Regions from separate parts of the Homo sapiens genome. Here region 1 is linked to region 2. Evidence: read pairs that join two places in POLR2A ChIA-PET (ENCODE). Cell type or tissue: PC-9. All regions are shown on one strand. Links, peaks and the distances in the headings refer to the core of each region. The heading gives the core; the rest is flanking DNA. Region 1 has its middle 5.3 kb from the start of LINC02652. Region 2 holds the start of LOC107984216 (a long non-coding RNA gene).

Region 1 (8,333 bases), core at 84-8,083, 57 kb after region 2:
TTTCTTATCCACCACATACAGAGGATGTGAATTATTCCAGAGTCTGAGCTGGAACTTTCCTACTTTACAGATAGGGTTAAGCAACCCTAGATGCAAACTCCCAGGGTTCAGAATTAGGTAGACCACAATCTCCAGAAGCTGGATGTTTACATGTTCAAACTTTAAGATGATAATTTCTATAATAACAATAAATGATAGAAATAGAAAGTTCACAAATGTCAATTTACTTGAAAGTATAAGAGATATTTTAAAAAGAAATAATCCAATCAGGGCTGGGTGTGGTGGCTTACGCCTATAATCCCAGCACTTTGACAGGTCGAAGCAAGTGGATTGCTTGAGGACAGAAGTTCAAGATCATCCTGGGCAACATAGTGAGACCCCCGTCTCTACAAAAATTTTTTAAAAAATAGCTAGGTGTAGTGGTGCACACCTGTAGTACCAGCTACTCAGGAGGCTGAGATAGGAGGCTCGCTTGAGCCCTGGAGTTTGAGGCTGCAGTAAGCTATGATTGCATCACTGCACTCCAGCTTGGGCAATAGAGTGAGATCCTGATGAAAGAAAGAAAGAGAAAGAGAGAGAGAGAAAGAGAGACAGAGAGAGAGAAAGAGAGAGAGAAAGAAAGAAAGAACGAAAGAAAGAAAGAAAGAGAAATAAAAAGAAAGAAAAGAAAGAAAGAAAGAAGAAAGAGATAGAAAAGGAAGGAAGAAGGAGAGAGAGAGAAAGAGAGGGAGGAAGGGAAGGAAAGAAGGAAGGAGGGAAGGAAGGAGGAAGGGAAGGAAGGAAGGAAGGAAGGAAGGAAGGAAGGAAGGAAGGAAGGAAGAAAAAGACAGATAACACATTGGGATTCCATTATCCAAAAGGGACTAAAATAGGATCATGGAATAAATACAAATCAGCCTGTACTCATGTGTTATCAATAGGGCTGAGAAATTCTCAGTCTTCATTACCTTTTGACAACTGATGAGAGTGAACAGTCCTCTAAGATTAATGATGCACTGGCTGCCACTGCCATGCACAATCTAATCACTAAGTTAATGCTTTACCAAGAGGAATACTGCATATTTTTTTAAAGTACATATTAGAAAAAGAAAGCAGATTTGGAGAGTAAGATTCTGCTATCTTATTTCTTTTTCTTTTTTTTAATAGAGGGAGTTTCACTCTTGTTGCCCAGGCTGAAGTGCAATGGCGTGATCTCAGCTCACTGCAACCTCTGCCTCCTAGGTTCAAGTGATTCTCCTGCCTCAGCCTCCCGAGTAGCTGGGGTGACAGGCATGTGCCACCACACCTGGCTAATTTTGTATTTTTAGTAGAGACAGGATTTCTCCATGTTGGTCAGGCTGGTCTCGAACTCCCGACCTCAGGTGATCCACCCGCCTCAGCCTCCCCAAGTGCTGAGATTACAGGCGTGAGCCACCGCACCCATCATGTTTTGTTTTGTTTTGTTTTGAGACATGATCTCACTCTGTCGCCCAGTCTGATGTACAGTGGTGTGATTACAGCTCACTGTGGCCTCAGCCTCCCAGGCTCAAACAATCCTCCCACCTCAGCCCCTCCAGTAGCTGGGAATACGGGTGCACCCCCATGCCTGGCTAGTTTTTACTTTGTTTTTGCTTTTGTTTTTGTTTTGTAGAGATGGGGTTTCGCCGTGTTGCCCAGGCTGGTCTCAAAGTCCTAGGCTCAAGTGATCCACCTGCCTCAGCCTCCCAGTCTTATTTCTTTTCAGGTACTTAACACTCTATTTGGTAAATTTCATAGAAGCATTTCTGGATTATTTCTTTAAATGTATTTAATCCTCTAACAAGTTTCATAGGCAGGAGGTATTCTAGTCACATAAATATATAAGTTTAATGCTGTCTTTATTTTTCTTCAAGTTTGTTTTCCAAAAGTGTGGACAATTAGGTGCATCATGCAGCAATCCCATGGTTCTTCTGAAGGGAAACATAACCTTTTATTTCCCTTAAATACATAGGGGAAATTATTAAACAATTGTAGCTAAGACTAAGTCAAGGGAATTCAGGACTTAGGAGAATTACACTGCCTATGTGTTCCGTACTTTATACCTTTCTCCCTGCCATGTAAAAAAAAAAATTATGTGCAGAATAATCTGGCTAAAATAAGCAACTGAAGGAAGCATTGATGGGCAAACAAGATGGAGAAGAGAAAGAAGTTTTGAGAGACAAGTGAGTCAACAAGGCATGGCTTTGACGGAAGGATTCTGAGGCCACATTCCAGGTGGATTTTCTTTTTTTTTTTTAGATGGAGTCTCACTCTGTCACCCAGGCTGCAGTGCAGTGGCGCAGTCTTGGCTCGCTGCAGCCTCTGCCTCCCAGGTTCAAGCGATTCTCCTGCCTCAGCCTCCCGAGTAGCTGGGATTACGGGCACCCACCACCACGCCCGGCTAATTTTTGTATTTTTAGTAGAGACGAGGTTTCACCATGTTGGCCAGGCTGGTCTTGAACTCCTGACTTCAAGTGATCCTCCTGCCTCGGCCTCCCAAAGTGCTGGGATTACAGGTGTAAGCCACTGTGGCCACCCTCCAGGTGGATTTTATTTATACGTGTCTATCGTTGCCTGAAGTCCTTTCTTAGTAACATTTTACTACACCACATCTCTTTCCCTACTTACTGCCTTCGTGAGTCCAACTCTTGGCGTCTATAATAGTTTGGCCTCTATAGTCTTGCAGGTGATCATTTTGGTGTGATTTACTGAGAAGCAGCTCTGTGCACAAGCATTTTCTTTTCTGCTAAGTCTGGCCTGTTTCTAGGGTCCCCTCTTACTGCCTCCAATCACAAATCTCACTGATGGTTAAGACAATGAATTGTATTTTAATGAGGTAGGGATCAAGAAACCCTGTTTCTAGCTGTGTTATCTGTGACAAATCATTTATTCCTTGTGCTTCAGTTTCCTGTTTATTAAAATGAAGATATTGGACTAAGTATCATTCAGTTTTAAATTTTTGTCTCTAGATGTAATAGGTGTCCTTTATGAGTAAGGCAGGTGTTTGTTAGAGTTTGACATTGTAATGCCAAAGGTTCTTGCCTTAGCCATGCCAAAGGATTGGTGTGGCGGTAGCCTGTGACGAGAGAGACAGGGATCGGACCGAGAGAAAAAGAGCTGTAGACTTTATTGAGCAGAGTGACAGTACAAAGCTTCCACAGCGTGGAAGGGGTCCCGAGTGGGTAGCCAGTGTTAGATTTTTCATCACCTTTTAAACTCTTTAAGGCCGGAAATACGTGGGATGGGAAGATGTTACCAGAGCGAGAAACAAAGACAATTAATATGTCTCAGATCTTGCGAACCGGAATTGTAACTTAAGTTTTATCTACTTTATAACCTTGCAGCAGCATGGCAAAGGAGACAGGATCTCACAAGACCTTACAAATTGTATTTACAGGGAATTGGAATTGGGAGCATAGATAAGGTCTGCTGGTCACAGAAAAACGGGTTTTTTAACATTCCTTTTAGTTTCAGGGGAGGAGGAAGGGAGAGAGGGAGAGAGGACACAGGGAAGCTTACAGCAAAATTTTTAGTGTTCATAGCTTTCCTGGGGAAGAAAACACATGCACAAATTCTGATGTTAGGAATATTTTAAGCATATATCTTCAATATTATTCATCCAGGACCAAAGTAAGTCCTGATGCAGGAAATGAGTGAGTTTCACAGCTTTCTCAGCCCCTACGACCCAGGAAGCCCAGCTAGCATCTCTGCTCAGTATTTCCACTGAGAGCTAGGCTGATGAGAATAGTGCAGAACTGTGAGTACATTAAAAGAGCACAGCCGGGTTCAGTGGCTTATGCCTGTAATCCCAGCACTTTGGGAGGCCAAGGCAGGGAGATCACAAGGTCAAAAGATCGAGACCATCCTGGCCAACATGGTGAAACCCCGTCTCTACTAAAAATACAAAAATTAGCTGGGTGTGGTGGTGCGCACCTGTAGTCCCAACTATTCGGGAGGCTGAGGCAGGAGAATAGCTTGAACCCAGGAGGTGGAGGTTGCAGTGAGCTGAGATCGTGCCACTGCACTCCAGCCTGGGCGACAGAGCAAGACTCCATCTCAATTAAAAAAACAAAAAAAAAAGATCTAGCAACTGCTACTCATATAAAGAGAAGTAAAATGTGTTTGCTGGAAACTGATGCTTCCATTTTGAAGTGGGTGGGTAAGAATTCTTAATCATCGTGGATTCATTTAGACTCAATTCAGAGTTAATATATTTTAATTTTACACTTTCATTAGTTACTTTTGTTATTTATATGAGCCATTTATGAAATGAGTATCCAAAATCAGCTAACTTCTTCAGATCATTGTTTTGTGATAGCTAATAACTTTCTTTTTTTTTTTTTTGAGACGGAGTCTCGCTCTGTTGCCCAGGCTGGAGTGCAGTGGCACGATATCGGCTCACTGCAAGCTCCGCCTTCCATGTTCATGACATTGTCCTGCCTCAGCCTCCCGAGTAGCTGGGACTACAGGCGTCTGCCACCAAGCCCGGCTAATATTTTTGTATTTTTTTTTAGTAGAGACAGGGTTTCACCGTGTTAGCCAGGATGGTCTCTGTCTCCTGACCTCGTGATCCGCCGACCTTGGCCTCCTAAAGTGCTGGGATTGTAGGCGTGAGCCACCGCGCCCGGCCTTTTTTCATTATTTATTTAATCAAGCTATGAGTAGGAGTTTATATTAGTTATATTTCTTATGGAAGGTTTCTTAGAACGTTACCGCAACTTTTTTTTTCTTTTAACTTTTTTTTTTAGGTTCAGGGGTACATGTGCAGGTTTTGTTATATAGGTAAACTTGTTATATAGATAAACAGTACAAAAAAGTTGGTACAGCAACTTTTTTTTTTTCTGAGACGAAGTCTTGCTCTGTTGCCCAGGCTGGAGTGCAGTGGCACGATCTCGGCTCACTGCAAGCTCCGCCTCCCGGGTTCACGCCATTCTCCTGCCTCAGCCTCCTGAGTAGCTGGGACTACAGGCGCCCGCCACCACGCCCAGCTAATTTTTTTTTAATATTTTTAGTAGAGATGGGGTTTCACCGTGTTAGCCAGGATGGTCTCGATCTCCTGACCTCGTGATCCGCCTGCCTCGGCCTCCCAAAGTGCTGAGATTACAGGCGTGAGCCACCACGCCCTGCCAGTATGGTGTATTTTCAAAAGGAGATAATTTCTTCCCATATCTGAGGGTTTACCCATTTAAATTAGTTTAGCTACGAATAACAGTAAATGCAAAATTACAGTGGTTTATCAAAAAAGCAGATTACTTTCTCACTCACGTTAAAAATCTCTCTAGGGAGGTAGTAGTCTCTCTAGAGGTGACGCGCCGTCCCACGATGCCAGGAAACCGGGCTCTTATCTTTGGCTCTATCATCCTTAGCACATGGTTTCCACTCATAGTCTAAGGTGCGTATTCACGCTCCAGCTCTCACATTCACAATGTAGCCAGAAAGGAGAAAAGCAGGCGGGGCGCCGTGGCTCACGCCTGTAATCCCAGCACTTTAGGAGGCCGAGGCGGGTGGATCATGAGGTCAGGAGATAGAGACCATCCTGGCTAACACGGTGAAACCCCGTCTCTACTAAAAATACAAAAAATTAGCCAGGCGTGGTGGCTGGAGCCTGTAGTCCCAGCTACTCGCGAGCCTGAGGCAGGAGAATGGCGTGAACCCGGGAGGCGGAGCTTGCAGTGAGCCGAGATCGTGCCACTGCACTCCAGCCTGGGCGACAGAGCGAGTCTCCGTCTCAGAAAAAAAAAAAAAAAAAAAAAAAAAAGGAGAAAAGCAGAAGAACCTTTTCCCTTTAAGGATAGTTCCTGAAAATTCCACGCACCACTCCTGCTTATATCCAGCTGGACAGACATGGCCACGTCAAGTTACAAAGGAAGTGGAGAAATACAATCTTTTTCTGGACAGAGAGAGGCCCACTAAAAACTAGGGATTCTACAAAGAAAGAATGGAGAAAAAATATTGGGAGAAAGCCTCCTTTTGACAGAGCTTTTATATTTGTAGTGTTCCACAGGTAAATTTATTCACTTATATAAACGGGTCAATCTTCTTTCGAATATGAAAGTAACTTGCATATAGAAAAACATCCAAAATTTATTTTAGAATTTTGCAGATGAAATCTAGTTTTTCAAATGTTAATTTAAGATGGCCTGTCTTTTTTGATACAGGTAATGTATATTCCTTTTTCTGGAAGTATACTTTGTGATTAAAAAAAAAAAAAGAATCAAAGCCAGATGGAAAACAGCATTGTAAAAGGAAAGAATTCAGTACTACCGCACAGTTTTATACCACCTGGCAAGCAGACAACACTAATATGAATTTGGAACCCTGCCGATGGAGTCATATGCCCCTGCTGGGCTGGGCTGCTAGGACAAGCACCTGCCTATATGTGCCAAGTGTGCTCCCTGCTACGTGCTTTTAATGCAGTGGCCTAAAGGCACATAATGCAGGCCAAAGGTGGGCTTGAAAGAATACTCTCACAGAAGTCACATTATCCCAAAGTGATAACAAGGTTTGATTAATTAGGAAATACTGGACATTTATATGAGTGGAATTATCATATTTCCTCAACACTCTCTCTTTACAGACACTAATGCTTCATCAGCTCAACATAGCATCCATGTCCTCAAAACCTTCCATCACAGTTTTAAACATAAGACTCGGTAAACACAAACAAACAAACATCTTTCAAACATGCATATTCAGATACTATCTTCATAATTTGAATTCCTGCAAGATAGATCAATGGAGTCATGCAGGCTACAGATTAATCCAACGTAGCAACGAATTACTAGGCACCCAATTTTCATGCAGTATTTGAGGAAATATGATAATTCCACTCATATAAATGTCCAATATTTCCTAATTAATCAAATATTGTTATCACTTTGGGATGATGTGACTTCTGTGAGAGTATTCTTTCAAGCCTCAAACACTTATGTGAGACTTCTGTGAGAGTATTCTTTCAAGCCTCAGGACACTTACCGAGTCTTATGTTTACTATGATGGAAGGTTTTGAGGACGTGGATGCTGTGTTGAGCTGATGGAGCATTAGAGTCTGTAAAGAGAGAGTGTTGACAGGGGTAATGATTGCCAGCTGCAGGGTCCAGAGAAACCCTACATTAACAAGAGACAATTACAGAAAATATTAGAAACCTCTAGGATTCTACAACACACTCTATTATTAAGCAAATTTTGCTTTACCAAAGACCTCTAGATAGGTACCATTTCTCTAAAATTTAGGAGAATAAAGGGCCCCAAGAAACCACTGGCAGGCTTTCCTTCTGCTTCATTTCAAAGACAAATCGCTGAAGGATAATACAGAAGCCTCTGAGGCAATGATAAGCCATTAGAAGCCAAAGAGCTACATGTAGCTTACCTAGTGACACTATTCACTGGCAAAACAATTGCAAGAATAAGAAACCAAAGTAGAAGATCATTGTATTCACTGATTAATTTGTGTTTGACCTGAGAATTAATACTCCTGCTTCTATACTGGGGCTGCGGAAGTTGCATAGTGCTCCAGGATTTGGTCAAGAATGAAAGCTTCCTAGATACAGGTGGCATTTGGGACTGAAAAACAGCATATAGGACAGCAATGAATAAGGAGCAAGAGAACGCGCACGCAGAAGGAAAAGATTAAAGAGCTGCTCCCATTTCTTTTTTTTTTTTTTTTTTTTTGAGTCTTACTCTGTTACCCAGGCTGGAGTGCAGTGGCACAATCTCAGCTCACTGCAACCTCTGCTTCCCAGGTTCAAGGGATTCTCCTGCCTCGGCCTCCCAAGTAGCTGGGATTACAGGTATCTGCCACCACACCTGGATAACTTTTGTATTTTTAGTAGAGACGGGGTTTCACCATGTTGAGCAGGCTGGGCTTGAACTCCTGACCTCAGGTGATCCACCCACCTCGGCCTCCCAAAGTGCTGGGATTATAGGCGTGAGCCACCGCAGCCGGCTGTGCTTCCATTTCTAAACTATCTCTTTCTTGGAGAAATGTTGCTAGTTTATGCAGTTTCTAATATTATATATTAAATAACAACCACAGCCTGGCCAACATGGTGAAACCCCATCTCTACTAAAAATACAAAAATTAGCTGGGTGTGGCGGCATGCACCTGTAATCCCAGTCACCCGGGAGGCTGAGGCAGGAGAATCGCTTGAACTCGGGGGGTAGAGGTTGAAGTGAGCCGAGATCGTGCCACTGCACTCCAACCTGGGCAACAGAGTGAGACGCTCTCAAAAAATATTAAATAAATAAATAAGCAAAAATAAATATATAAATAACAACCAACCATTGACTCACAAGAAAACTGTGACTATAGTATCTTGGTAACAAACAGATAAAAT
Region 2 (8,333 bases), core at 210-8,209:
TCAGGAGATCGAGACCACGGTGAAACCCCGTCTCTACTAAAAATACAAAAATTAGCTGGGCATGGTGGCGGGCGCCTGTAGTCCCAGCTACTCGAGAGGCTGAGGCAGGAGAATGGCGTGAACCCGGGAAGCAGAACTTGCAGTGAGCCGAGATAGCACCACTGCACTCCACCCTGGGTGACAGAGCTAGACTCCGTCTCAAAAAAAAAAAAAAAAAGAAACAAGATTGCTCATTCAACAGAAACAAGGATTGTTGCTTGCCACTTTAGGATTATTGAAGTACTGGTGGATCCCCAAGTCTCTGCTTGGGATATGAGTTTGACCGAGAACTCCCAGTAATAATGAGTGAAGAGACTGGATCTTTTTTTTTTTAATTGCAAGACAACATTTTTCTCTATATTTTACTTAAAAATAACTTCTATTGCTTTTGCTGTTGTTAATCTCTAAGTGATGCATGTGTACTGGGAAGAGGCTGAAAAACATTGAATAGAATAAAGACAAATAAAAAATCACACTTATTATTACTACTTACAAATGACCACTTGATAGTTTGATGTCACCTTCCTAGGTCAATGTGTATGTGAATATATTTTTAGGTTCTTGGCTTGCTTTTTAAAAGTGGGATTATGCTGAATCTACTATTTTCTAGTAGGCTTTTTCGCTTAACAGCTTGTTTTGAGTATTTTCTTATGTTATTAAGTAACCTTCTCTAATATTAAAATAATGAATCAGTGGAGGAAATGAAGAAATAAATGTTTAATATTAACCATAAGGCTCATGTTAACTGAGCTACATCCCATTTCACCAGCTTCAAGTACAAGATGAAGTCAAATATCTCTTGTTTTTTGGTTTTTTGTTTTGTTTTGTTTTTTTGAGACAGAGTCTCTCACTCTGTCACCCAGGCTGGAGGGCAGTGGCACAATCTTGGCTCACTGCAACCTCCGCCTCCCGGGTTCAAGCGATTCTCCTGCCTCAGTCTCCTGAGTAGATGGGATAACAGGCGCGCACCAGTATGCCTGGCTAATTTTTGTATTTTTAGTAGAGATGGGGTTTCACTATGTTGGCCAGGCTGGTCTCGAACTCCTGACCTCAAGTGATCTATCCACCTCGGCCTCCCAAAGTGCTGGGATTACAGGCATGAGCCATTGTGCCTGGCCATCAAATATCTCTTAATAGTCAAATCAAGCTTCTCTGAAACCTCATCTTGCCAGTCGAGTAATTTTTTTCTCCTCTTCAAGGGTCTTCTCTCTCATTATAACTTGAAGAACCCCAAGAATGCTTCAGGTAAGAGATGAGTCTGGGCTACCACTGCCTCAGGTGAAAAACAGCCAAACGCTCTGCATGAGCTAGGGATTGCCAGCTGCTGTAACAATTAACCCCCCATACAACACAAGGTTATTTCTTACTTGCTTAAGAGTTCAAACCTGTGCTCCCTGTTGGGTGGGGAAAGTGATGGGGAGCAGCTCTGATTTTGGTCTCTCTAGACACTGGCATCCAGCCAGCAGAAGAGGGAAATGCCTGGAGGATCCTCATGTGAGATCCTCGTGGGACTTCCACCATATCCTATTGGCAGGAGTCACTCCCACGGCCATACCTCATTGCCAGGTAGGCTGGGAAATGTGATATGACTCTGTGCCCAGGAAGAAGAGAATGTGAATTTTGGTAAGTACTATTTCTATTTCTATTTCTGCCACCTTCTACTCTTTTGGCACCAAATGCAGACAGTCCTTACTTATAATTTTTCAACTAATTATTTTTTGACTTTATGATGGTGCAAAAGCAACATGAATTCAGTAGAAACAGTACTTCAGGTATTCACACAGCCATTCTGTTGTTCATTTTCCATACAGTACTCAATAAATTACATAAGATATTTAACACTTTCATATAAAATCAGCTTTGCGTTAGATGATTTTGTCCAACTGCGGACAAACATAAGTGCTCTGAGCATGTTTAAGGTAGGCTAGGCTGAGCTATGATTTCAGTAGATTAGTTCTATTCGATGCATTTTCAACTTGCGATGTTTTCCACTCACAGTGGGTTTATTGGGATGTAGCCCCATCATAAGTGGAGGAGCATCTGTTCTTGTTTGCAGCTTTCTTCCTACAGCAGAGAACACACCCATTCCTCTACTGCCTGCAGCTCATACTCCAGAACCTTGCTCTGATTCACAGTTCTCATCCTCAGGTTTGGAAAGAGACCTTTGCAGTCCAGTGATCTATGAACTACAATTTAAGTCATCGCTCCTCCCTCCTTTCCCAAGCACTGGGCACAAAAGTAAAACACAGTGCCAGACCTTGAGGGATCCAAAAACACATCTCAATGTTCAATCATCATGGAAGAATGAAAATTGTTCTACTAAACCATGTGCCAGGCTGAGCGGGAGCTCCAGGGAGGAAAAACAAGTGCCTGAGAAGGTCAGAGAAGATTCTCATTGGAGTTAAGCTTGAAAACTGAATTGGGGTTTTCCAGGAGGCCACAAGGCCAAAGGATTTTCCACTCTCAATAAACACTCTGTAGAAAGTAGTAACAGCTAATTACAGACAACTTTAATCTCTCTCTTGCCAATTTCCAGAACTCAAGTTTTAAGTAGTGAGTGAACATAAATTATCTTTTTGACAGGCAGGCTGCTCCTGCATCTGCTTTGGTTCTGTCTGGAATCTTGGAAGCTTTCCTTACTACACTCTTCCACACAGTTGCCTCTAGAGTTTACTAGAATGTTCTAGCAAGAGGCACAGACACTTACGCACCCTGGACTGAAGAAATGTGCTCCTCTGTCTGGGAAGGCAGCCTGCTCCGCCAGTGGGCCGTTCAAGGAAGGAGGCATGTGCAGCAGTGACTTGGATAGGATGCTACCCAGATGGGCAGAATCTACCCTGGCCATCAATGGGGTGATCAGCGTTGCAGCCACATCACCCTTCCATCCAGCATTCTTCTTTGGCTTTAGGTGTCTTCACTCTTAATAGCACAAAAGTTGAGGAGGTGTCTCTTCCAGAATAGAGTGAAAACTGCCTGTTGTTTGCCCCAGTGTGGTGGCTCACACCTATAATCCCAATACTCTGTGAGGCCAAGGAGGGAGGATCACTTGAGCTCAGGAGTTCCAGACTAGCCTGGGCAACATAGCAAGACCCCACCTCTACAAAAAAAAAATTTTTTTTTAATCTAGGTATGATGGTGCATGCTTGTAGTCCCAGCTACTTGGGAGGCTAAGACAGGAAGATCACTTGAGCCCAGAATTTTGAGGGGACAGGGAGCCATGATCTTGCCACTGTACTCCAACTAACCTGGGTGACACAGTGAGACCTTGTCTCAAAAAAAAAAAAAAAAAGCCTGTTGTTTGGTAAGGCCTGTGTGTGTCTCACATTGAGTTGCCTACAGCTCTCAATGCAAGACTTTCACCCATATCTCTGCCCTTAATCCTGCTACAGCAGGGAGAATGGCTTTTTTGAAAGAAAGAAGAACCTGCAGATGGAGGACAGTGGGCACTCTTTGCCAGAAATACATTTTTCACCCAAACATTCTCTCTTGCTAGTGTAGGCTGAAGTTTGACTTCCAAGCTTTCACTTGTGAATGCTGTAAACGCACATTACTTCACAAATGTCTATGTATTTTTTAGCAGAAAGAGGAGAAACTGGAGGGTTAGCGTTTACCCAGCAATACCTAAGTATTTTATTCATCTTTCAATGATTCTGGATAAAAATTTTTTTAAGAGACAGGGCCTTACTCTATCACCCAGGCTGGAGTGCAGTGGCACAATCATGGCTTACTGCAGCCTTGAATTCCTGGAGGGCTCAAGTGATCCCTCTGCCTCAGCCTTCTGAGTAGCTGAAACCACAGGCACGCCACCATACCTGGCTAATTATTTATTTATTTATTTATTTATTTATTTTTAAGAGATGAGGTCTTGCTATGTTGTCCAGGCTGATCTTGAACTTCTGGCCTCAAGTGATTCTCCTTCCTTGACCCCCCAAGGTGCTGAGGTTACAGGTGTGAGCCACTGCGTCCAGCCTAGAATCTGGATAAATTCTTATAAGGAAATAAATGAGATGAAATCAGGATCATTTGGGTACAAAGAACAGAGACTAAGGTATTTTGGGAAAAGAAGGACTTAATGAAAGGCCACTGATCACAGGAGCACAAAAAAAAAAAAAATGTTCTCAGGCAGGGCAGGGACAAGGGCTTCTTTTCTCTTCCCTTATCTTCCAAAATCAGTGTTTCCGCATTCCAGGTTTTCAGAAGAGGAAATGGATTGGCCCAATTCACTTTTCCCACCAGGGCACCAGATTTTAGGTGTCAGGCCAGCCAGTGGGTGGCCTATCCTGACAAGTCTCCTCCCCTAGATACTTAGCTGTGGCCAGGGGCATGGGATCCGGATGGCCCCTGCCCCAGAAGGAGAATGGGTGAGGGAACTACCGCAAAAAGTATCTAATACATTATGAGACTTAGGTCAGCAATTAAGAGTTGCATTCTGGACCTGCACTCGCTGCTTCCAGTGTTGGCTCCAGCCCTTACTAGCTGTGTGACCTTGCCCAGGTTACCTAACCTCTCTTTTTTTCAGTTTCTTTTCTTAAGATGGGGCAAATAAATGGTACCTTCTCACAGGATTGTGATAAAGATTAAATGAGACAAGGGGCCGGTGGCTCATGCCCAGAACTTTGGGAGGCCAAAGTGGGCAGATCACCTGGGGCCAGGAGTTCAAGACCAGCCTGGCCAACATGGCAAAACCCCGTCTCTACTAAAAATACAAAAAAATTAGCCGGGTGTGGTGGTGTACGGCAAGTAGTCCCAGCTACTTGGGAGGCTGAGGCAGGAGAATCGCTTGCACCCGGGAGGCAAAGGCTGCAGTGAGGAGAGATCGCGCCATTGCACTCCAGCCTGGGCAACAAGAGCAAAACTCTGTCTCAAAAAATAATAATAATGAAATAAATAAATAAATGAGACAAGGTATTAAAAGCACTCAAAACTATAAATAGCACACAGTGAGTATTCAGTAAGTATTGCTGTTATGTTTTGCCAAAAAACAAGCAGCTCTTCCTCAGTTTTCTGTTAGTGGTGTCATCATTCTCCCATATATAAAAAGTAAAGTCAGCCAGGCGCAGTGTCTCACGCCTGTAATCCCAGGACTTTGGGAAGTCAAGGCGGGCGGATCACCTGAAGTCAGGAGTTCAAGACCAGCCTGACCAACATGGAGAAACCCCGTCTCTACTAAAAATACAAAAATTAGCCAGGCGTTGTGGCGCATGTCTGTAATCCCAGCTACTCAGGAGGCTGAGGCAGGAGAATCGCTTGAACCCAGGGGGCGGAGGTTGTAGTGAGCCAAGATCGCGCCATTGCACTCCAGGCTGGGCAACAAGACTGAAACTCTGTCTCAAAAAAAAAAAGTAAAGTCACCTGTTGACCATTATGTCCTGTTCACTCTTTCTTTGCTAAGCCTTTTACTTTATTCACTGATTCACTTATTTATCCGATTTACAGTTTTGAGCATCCATTTGCTACATAAAAGAATTTTTTTTTCCTTTCCGACTTTGCAGGCATCTCTCTAACTTAAGCCCTTAATACCTCCCACTTGGACTGTTAGAGTTAGCTTCCGCACTGGTCTCCCTGGCTCCTGCATACCATGGCCAGATTAATGTCACTAACACACATTCTGATCATGTCATTCACTTGCTCAATGGTTTTCCATGCTTCCCTATTGTTTGTGGTATAAAGTTCACATTTTGAAACTCGACATTCAAAACATTCTGCAGTTTGGATCCGATCTGCCATGGCAGTTCATTCCCACGGCTTCACCATCTAGCGACCACACTCTGGTTGACTGCACTGTTCTTGTTTCTCTCCGCATGGCAGCTCCTCTGATGTTTTCCCACCTCTGCCTTTGTTCCTGTTGTTCCACCAACCTGAAATGCCTGACCAGTCATATCAGCATCACATGAGAGCTTCTTAGAAACGGCACGGCCAAAACCTACTGCATCAGAACCTGCATTTTAACAAGATCCTTGGATGGTTCATATACATGTATTTTTCTTTCCTTTTTTTTTTCTAAGATGGAGTCTTGCTGTGTCGCCCAGGCTGGAGTGCAGTGGCATGATCTCGGCTTGCTGCAACCTCTGCCACTTGGGTTCATGCAATTCTCCTGCCTCAGCCTCCCGAGTAGCTGAGATTACAGGCATGCACCCCCACACTTGACTAATTTTTTTTGAGACAGAGTCTCACTCTGTCACCCAGGCTGGAGTGCAGTGGTGCAATCTCGGCTCACTGCAACCTCTACCTTCTGGGTTCAAGTGATTCTCCTGGCTCAGCCTCCCCAGTAGCTGGGACTACAGGTGTACTGGTGTGCAGCACCACGCCCTGGTAACTTTTTTTTTTCTTTAGTAGAGACAGGATTTCACCATGTTGGCCAGGCTGGTCTTGAACTCCTGATCTCAAGTGATCCATCAGCCTCGGCCTCCCAAAGTACTGAGATTACAGGCATGAGTCACTGTGCCCAGCCATATACATGTATTTTTCTTATATTTTACAAGATAAAAATATCTTTTTTTTAAGGGATGAGGTCTCACTATGTTGCCAAGGCTGGTCTTGAACTCCTGGCTTCAAGCAGTCCTCCTGCTTCAGCCTCCCAAAGTGCTGGGATTATAGGTGCAAGCCACCGCACCCAGCCTAGATAAAATATCTTTTAATTTATGTATCTTGCATATCATGAGTTAACCCATTCCATCCCTCTCCCTGTTAAAATTCTACCCTTGCCTCAAGGCCTAGCTCAAACAAGAATGCCTCATCCAGATGTCCCTGACAACTAGAGACAGAAATAATCTCTTTGTTCTCTGAATTCCCATAGTTGCTTTCTGAATTCTCTGGATTTCCCACAGCTGAATTCTTTACACCTGTTTCTGGTAATCATCATCAGACATATGTTCTCTCTTACTAGACTCAGTTTCCTTGAGTACAGGACTTTCCATAAAAAATACCCAATAAATATCCAGAAATAGATCATACGGTTCAAAATACAAAAGAAAGGCTGGGCACCATGGCTCACGTCGGTAATCCCAGCACTTTGGGAGGCCAAGGCAGGAGAATTGCTTGAGGCCAGGAGTTCAAGACCAGCCTGACCAACATGGCAAAACCCCATCTCTACTAAAAATACATAAATTAGCTGGGTGCAGTGGTGCACACCTGTAATCCCAGCTACTTGGGAGACTGAGGCACAAGAATTGCTTAAACCCAGGAGGTGGAGGCTGCAGTGAGCTGAAATAATGCCACCGAACTCCAGCCTGGGTGACAGTAAGACTCTGTCTCAAAAAAACAAAACAACACAAAACAAAACAAAAACAAGAAAAAAGAAAGAATAATGTCATTTTGCTGGTCAATTAGAAAAGATGACATAGGAGGTGACATTTTATCGATCAGCCACTCTAATTCAGGGTTCAAGGCTGATGAAATTTTTTTTCAGAGACTGCAAATATGTTGAAATCTGAAAAAAATATATTGGCTACAAGATACGACAATTAAATTAAAATTAATAAATATTGAAAACCATAACATCCCGTTTCTTTATTGCTAGAGATAGGACAAAAAATCAAAGATATGACAATAATATTAAAAATTAATAAATGTTGAAAACCATAACATCCCGAATTTCTTTCTTTCTTTTTTGAAATGGAGTTTCTCTGTCACACAGGCTGGAATGCAGTGGTGCGATCTCGGCTACTTGCAACCTCTGCTTCCTGGGTTCAAATGTTTCTCCTGCCTCAGCCTCCAAATAGCTGAGACTATGAGTGCGTGCCACCATGCCCGGCTAATTTTTGTATTTTGTTGTTGTTGTTAGTAGAGACGGGGTTTCACCATGTTGGCCAGGCTGGTCTCGAACTCCTGAGCTCAAGTGATCTGCCCGCCTCGTCCTCCCAAAGTGCTGGGATTACAGGCATGAGCCACTGCACCTGGCCCTGAACTTCTTAATTGCTAAATTTAGGATTCAGAATAATCACATTATCTTAAATGCAATTTTTGTAGATCTTTTTGCTTTGCAAGGATTCTCAAGCATACACAATGATTCTCCAGAAATCTGCATAGTAAGAAAAAAAAAAAAAAACAAGTGCAGATAATGGCAAGCACCACCTCACTCTAATATATGAGATGGGCTAAGGCTTCCAAAAGATTGTCTCAGCTTATGAAGACCTAGAAATGTCCCTGTACATAAGTGCACCCAGCCCGTGCTGATGGGAGCATAAATTGCTGCAAACACCCTAGAAGCAATTTGTAAGTGGGCACGTGGGCATTAAAAATGTTAAAACCTAGTACTTTAGGCATTAAAAATGTTGATCCTAGTACTTTAGGAG

The links. Peaks named below come from ENCODE experiments on the same cell type or tissue, not always from the same donor. Only the 100,000 strongest peaks of a DNase experiment are listed, where the experiment ranks them.
Region 1: POLR2A ChIA-PET joins it to region 2 with 12 read pairs; 3 of 35 experiments call an interaction of 5 or more read pairs at or near these places.

Annotation. Positions count from the first base shown.
Region 1 is chr10:28,496,972-28,505,304 of GRCh38, forward strand. No RefSeq gene overlaps it. Among named protein-coding and RNA genes, the nearest start is that of LINC02652, 5.3 kb to the left of the region's middle. In PC-9, for the core only: no CTCF peak of the experiment used is centred there; DNase peaks (open chromatin) are centred at 3,420 and 6,350; H3K4me3 peaks cover 1,134 bases; H3K27ac peaks cover 522 bases.
Region 2 is chr10:28,439,971-28,448,303 of GRCh38, forward strand. All of the region lies in intron 1 of LINC02652 (long intergenic non-protein coding RNA 2652), which reads right to left. It overlaps LOC107984216 (a long non-coding RNA gene), which reads left to right and starts at 1,192. Exons shown (of 3, transcript XR_001747401.2): 1 at 1,192-1,284; 2 at 1,485-1,662; 3 at 2,188-2,403. It also overlaps the pseudogene RN7SKP39. RefSeq lists a silencer at 4,819-5,039. In PC-9, for the core only: no CTCF peak of the experiment used is centred there; a DNase peak (open chromatin) is centred at 4,271; H3K27me3 peaks cover 473 bases.